Regions from separate parts of the Homo sapiens genome. Here region 1 is linked to region 2. Evidence: chromatin loops called from intact Hi-C (ENCODE). Cell type or tissue: IMR-90. All regions are shown on one strand. Each heading gives the region's core, and the rest is flanking DNA. Links, peaks and the distances in the headings are about the cores only. Region 1 overlaps SORL1 (sortilin related receptor 1). Region 2 overlaps MIR100HG (mir-100-let-7a-2-mir-125b-1 cluster host gene).

Evidence for each region. A loop is a pair of places that touch in the nucleus more often than their neighbours do. Peaks named below come from ENCODE experiments on the same cell type or tissue, not always from the same donor. Only the 100,000 strongest peaks of a DNase experiment are listed, where the experiment ranks them.
Region 1: it touches region 2 in a loop (6-fold over the local background); 5 of 110 quality-filtered maps call a loop at or near these places.

Annotation. Positions count from the first base shown.
Region 1 is chr11:121,594,417-121,597,218 of GRCh38, reverse strand. It overlaps SORL1 (sortilin related receptor 1), which reads right to left. Exons shown (of 48, transcript NM_003105.6): 32 at 1,447-1,596. Among named protein-coding and RNA genes, the nearest start is that of SORL1-AS1, 140 kb to the right of the region's middle. RefSeq lists an enhancer at 765-1,964. In IMR-90, for the core only: no CTCF peak of the experiment used is centred there; a DNase peak (open chromatin) is centred at 1,278; H3K27ac peaks cover 1,948 bases.
Region 2 is chr11:122,094,497-122,097,298 of GRCh38, reverse strand. The region is part of intron 4 of MIR100HG (mir-100-let-7a-2-mir-125b-1 cluster host gene); the gene reads left to right. Among named protein-coding and RNA genes, the nearest start is that of MIR125B1, 3.9 kb to the left of the region's middle. In IMR-90, for the core only: no CTCF peak of the experiment used is centred there; a DNase peak (open chromatin) is centred at 1,148; H3K4me3 peaks cover 1,431 bases; H3K27ac peaks cover 670 bases.

The DNA.
Region 1 (2,802 bases), core at 121-2,620, 500 kb after region 2:
GAAGGGACGGCCGACTCCCTCTTCCCTTTCCCCCTGAGCCTTACTGGGTGAACTATTTAGGACAGAGCAGTATTTGCCAATCTTGTCTGATGCTAAGAATCAGACAGGGCACCTCTGAAAAGGCTTGGGTTCCCGAGCATCTCCTCCACCATTGCTCTTGATTCAGTGGTCTGAGGTGAGATCACCAAATTCACATCTCTTATAAGCACTTCCACATGATCCTGCTAAGTCCCATAAATTTTGTAAATACTGAATTAGAGGAATTAAGAGATGACTAACCTCCACCTCAGATTCTATTCCATCTCTAAATGGTAAGACTTGGTAGGATTCCAAGTGAGGCTCAGTTTTTCATTGGTTGAGGAAGTCATTATTTTAAGATTAAAAAAAAAATGGGACCAGAACAGGGATCAAAGTGGAGGAACTGAGGCGTTTGCTGCTTAGGGTTAGGGCTTGGCGGCAGGGAGGCTCTCAGCAGAGAGTGAGAGGGGCGTCTTCTACATTCACCAGGACAGGAATCAGGCAAGCACGGACGAAGCCCTTATCCTGGCAAGGAAGGGAGTGTGACTGGCTAGGACGTCTGCTGTCTGCAGCCAGCAGGAGACTGGATGGAGGGGAGGCCCGCAAAGCAGGGATCCCCGAGCCAGAGCAGCACCCAACCGTCAGAGAGGCAGGCCGGTGGGGGGCTGCATAAGCACCGTCCAGCCATGCCCTCCCAAGTCTGCTACAGTAGGACAGACCAGCCAACGGCGGCATTAGCGTGCAGCCAGGGACTGAAAAGCGCTGACTGGTCACATGAGGATAAACGCTTGCAGAAGCCAGTGTCTCCCTCCATCACTCACTGCAAAGATCCTCCCTGGGTTCATCAGAGGACCAAACACCAGGACCCACCAACTCCAAACCCGTAGAGAATGCATGCATCACCTCACACTGGGCTCAGATGGCCCTGTGATTATTCCCCATGTGGCTCGGCACACTATCTCACCAACCATAATTACCCTAAGGACTGAGAATGAATTTTCTTAATGGGGTGCTAGAGGCAAACCCTCTAATAACACAGCTTCTACGCCCAGTAAGTGCTCACTAAATACTTCCAGAAGAATGAATGTACATACAGAAGAGTTGTGGCTTTCCCCAAGGGCGTTTTTAAAGAGTTAAACATGCTTATGAAACCTATTTAAAATATTTATCTTAGTCATTCAGAAAGTATTTTTATTGGACACGCTCCTGGTATTTAAAACGCAGTCAACTTATTAAAAAGAAGGTGACTAACGCAATGGTATGGGTGCACGTGGCAAAGCGCTTGTGGAGAATGCAGTAAGAGCATGGTTACGCAAGTACACAGACTCACACACAGGCGTGTGCTGATCCAGAAATGAAGCAGAAGCACCAGAACTGTGCTCTCTGCAGAAACGTGCCCAGGGGGTGAAGGGCTCTCTGACTACTCACGGCAATTGGCCTCGTCCCGGCCATCCTGGCAATCTTGGTGGCCGTCACAGCGCTTCCAGTTGGGAATACACGTCTTCGGTTGGTGGCATTCGAACTCAAATCGGTCACATCGCCCAAGTTGGGTGGGAGTGGAGGCAGCAGTGACGTTTGCTAAAATAAAAGATTTTTAAAATTTACTTTTTAATATTGAGGGAGCTGGCCAATAACAGCAACCAATCAATATGCTAGGAGATTACGGTGCTTTAGAAATTACAATGGGAACCTGAAGACAAATGCGAGTTCCGGATAGAGAGCAGAGTAGATACAGACATCTAATGTTGCTTCCCCACAGGATCCCACTAAAGCCACAGTCAAGAGATTGTTTTCAAAGACCTAAATCCACGAGGACATGGATAATGAGATTTGGGAGCTGGAAAGAAGACAGATAGCGGTATGTGACTAAAGAGGCCAGCGAAGGCTGCGTCCTACCCTAAGCCGTCACAGGAGAAAGCTCAGAACCAATCAGATCAACAACACACAGTCCTCCAAAAGTTCAGAAACTGGCATCTAACTGGAAGTGAAGAAGGAGTTAAAATAAGGGAACTGACTGAATGATGTTTAAGACGCAGCTACATTCCTTATATCCCCTCCTATCAGTCCCACGAGGCAACCAACCCATACGTCACCCCAATAGAAGAATGGAGGGTTGTTATTTGGAGAAAGTAAAAACAGAGAGTTGTTTAGATAGGCGTAGTTGACAGCAAGTATATCCTACTGATAAAAGGGGGATTAAACCTACATATGGAAGTCCCAGTCCTCTTCTCCGAGGATCCTAGCAATAAGGTAATTATTGTCTAGGCAGGAGATCTAATAATCTTCTCTGGGGAAAATGACCAGCTTCAGAGACTAACCCTGAAGTAACCAAGATTCAGAGTTCCCCCATGGTTCCCAGCCATGAACCTCGAAGTTGACAAGCCCACCCATGTGCTCAGAATTACTTACCAGCACTTTAGTCCCCAGCCTTAAATACAAGCAGCAACCAAGAACTATCTGAGAAAAGGCTTTGACATGAAAGGCAGAAAGCCAAACAGAGCCCTAACCCCCAAAAAGGCCATTTGGAGGAAATAGAGGCTTTGCAAGAAGAAAACTTCAAAAACAAATATCCTTAATACGTTCAGAAAGAAAGAATATATTATTTATCCAAGAAAAAAAGAAAACAGGATACCATAAAAAGGGACAGTGGTAAAAATGGAGAAGCTCTTAAAGTTAAAACCATGACAACAAAGATGAAAAACTCAGCAAAGAGTTGAAATATAAAGTTGAGTAAATCTCCTAGAAAATTGGGGGGGTGGGGGAAGGGAATTTTCAAAACTATAA
Region 2 (2,802 bases), core at 30-2,529:
AATACAGAAGATATTTCTTTTCAAGTCTCTAATTCTACCTTTAAAAAATATGTGTACTAATGAACAGTATTCATTTTAAATCTAGAACCTGGGAATATATTACTATAGGCAAGACACCTTTAGGTAAAGAGCTCATAATTTTCCATTGAATACAGTAAAATTATAAAGAATGTAACAAAGGCTTTGGTAATTTGGTAGAGGGGCTTTTTGATGAAAAAAAGACAGATGATTTAGAAAGCGAGGAACACATCAAGCCTCAGGGAAAGAAAATGTTTGATTGGTATTAATTAAAACACTGCTAATATATTCTAATAAAATCAAATTTAACATTCTAAAGTAATCCTCTTGGTATGTCAAAGGAAAAGAAAAGTATTATCTTATTTGCATCTCTGCAATCCAAATGCATTTGCTCATTCAGCAGAATTAATTTTTATCACCAGCCTGTTTTATCTCCTCACAGATTTAGTCAAAGTTATTCTTTCAAACTAGAAAGGATCAGGGTGGGGAATCCATGGAAGGTATTGGAAGACTAGTGACTGTATTTAGTACCGGCTTTATATTTTACGATGTTCTTTCTCTTCATTCGCTGTAATGGGGTGTGGAGGGAAACGGTGAGACCGCAGTGAGAATGATGAACGGTTCATTTTTCCTCTTTCTCTCCTTGTACCTGCCAGATTATTTAAGAATTTCAGCTGCCAAATTATACGAATGCCATTTATTTACGTGACTGGTGTTGGTCTGTTGATTAATGTCTAATGTTTTTCTAATTTCAGACTTTAATTTACCGAAAATTCCTAATGAAAAAGGCTCTTAAGCCAGAAACCAATTGCCTCTTATCGGTTATCCCCAACTGTAGATCTTCTATGAGAAAGTGGGGAAGTGAATGTAAAATTTTATTCACTACAAACTGAGTTCTTTGTTCCTTTATTAAGTCAAAATTTCTCCAGGAAAATTTCATATTTTTATGAAACAGCAAGTTTTATGTTCTTTATTGTTAAACTCTCACAACTGATAAAATTATCCCGAAATGACATAACCAAAATGCTTCTCCTCTCATTAGTCTACCATGACTATGATATCTTATGTAAATATGTGACTAACAAAAAAAAAATGAATGGGCCATAAATACTGAGGACCATATTTGCGTGTTTCCAAAGTGAGGGGTTCTGCGTCCTATCAAGGAGATGTAAACTACTGACTACACTACCGATGATGCTGGCTTTTTGCTCCATTGCCTTTTCAAGTCTTCAACGTAAAAGAGCAATCGCAGTTCGGTTTCACATGTATTGTTCTATAATCCAGGCAATAAATGCTAATTAGTAATGCTCAAGGATCCGACCATTCAGAGTAATTATCATAATTTACTTCTTCCTTGTTAAAGACATTCCTTGCTGATTAGAAAAAAAAAAAAAAAATTAAATCGTCGTTTTACCATTGCACTGCAGTGGAAATGCACTAGAGAGATGTTCAAGGTATAGTAACACTGTTGCGGTTGCATTCCAAGTCACCGACCTGTGCCTCTTAGCTTATTACGAATGGAATTGCCACTTAATTTCTAAGAAGAAATTCATTTAAATGCATAAAGTTTGGCATGTAGACCAGGAATATATGATTTTATTTTACAAACCCCAGGGCTCCACCTTCCCGGCCCACCCTCTTTCTAAAACCACTTACTGAGCAGAACAAAGGAAACAGCTAACTATAGAGGCATCATTAAGTGTGAACTGCAACAGCATGATAAAGTATGTGATATGACAACATATTTTATTGCACAAAAGTGCAGATAATTAAATAATTCTATAGTAACCCTGACTAATTAGCCGAAAGATCTTGAAGGAGGAATCAAGAAAATGGATCCAATCACCTTGAATAATATGCTTCGTTCTCCAAGATCACAAATTTATTTTGGTTATTTGATGATTGATTAACTCATATAGAAAGATGAGGACAAAAGCCTGTTTCTCAAAGCAGAGCTTTGATCTGGTGTCCTCTTTAGGACAAATTAATCCTATGTTTTAGAAGTGCTGAATTTAATGTAGGGCTTTCTGTTTTCAGTCAAAGATATAACCTGCCATTCTGTTGAACATTTCTCTATTATCGAGTGATCTAAGAAATTATCAACCCTTAGCTTCTTATATCGCTGCCTCAAAATATAGATGTAGCCTCGTTCACATTTTCTAATGAGTCTCCTGTTTAAGTTTGTTTCTTATTGCTTGAAGCAAATAAATATCATGGGCACAGAAGGAAGAGAATAAATAACCGTGCTGAATATTATGTATGGTGAAACCCTCCCCCCTTCCTTTATCAAGGTAATATTCCTAGTGTTCATTGTTCATTGGTCCTTTAAGAGAGAGCTTTAGCTTTTACTTGAGGGTTGTAAGCACATTAGAGGAATAATTCCCTTTGGATACTATACAGAAGGAGCCACCTGCAAAATGTTGATGCTGTTATTGAAGTCTCAAGTGGAATCAGCTTTCAAAAAATTAGATATTAGATACATCCGATATAATTTGCAATGTGTAATTATACTAATGTGCATATAGTTGTCTGTTGCTTTACATGTTGCCTACTTGAGTTTTTTTCTTTTCTTGTGCATTTCTCATCATTGAAATGGTTCCTGAGTAGAATCTTTTTAAAATAAGCTTATTTTAAAAAAATTCTTTGTTAATTAATATAGGGATACGAGGACTCTACGATCTGTGTTCTTATGCAAGAATAAATATGTGCGACCTAGATGTTGGAAATTAATTATCTCTGAAAGGGTTATCATTGTGGACACTTGCTTAATTTGTAAAATATTTG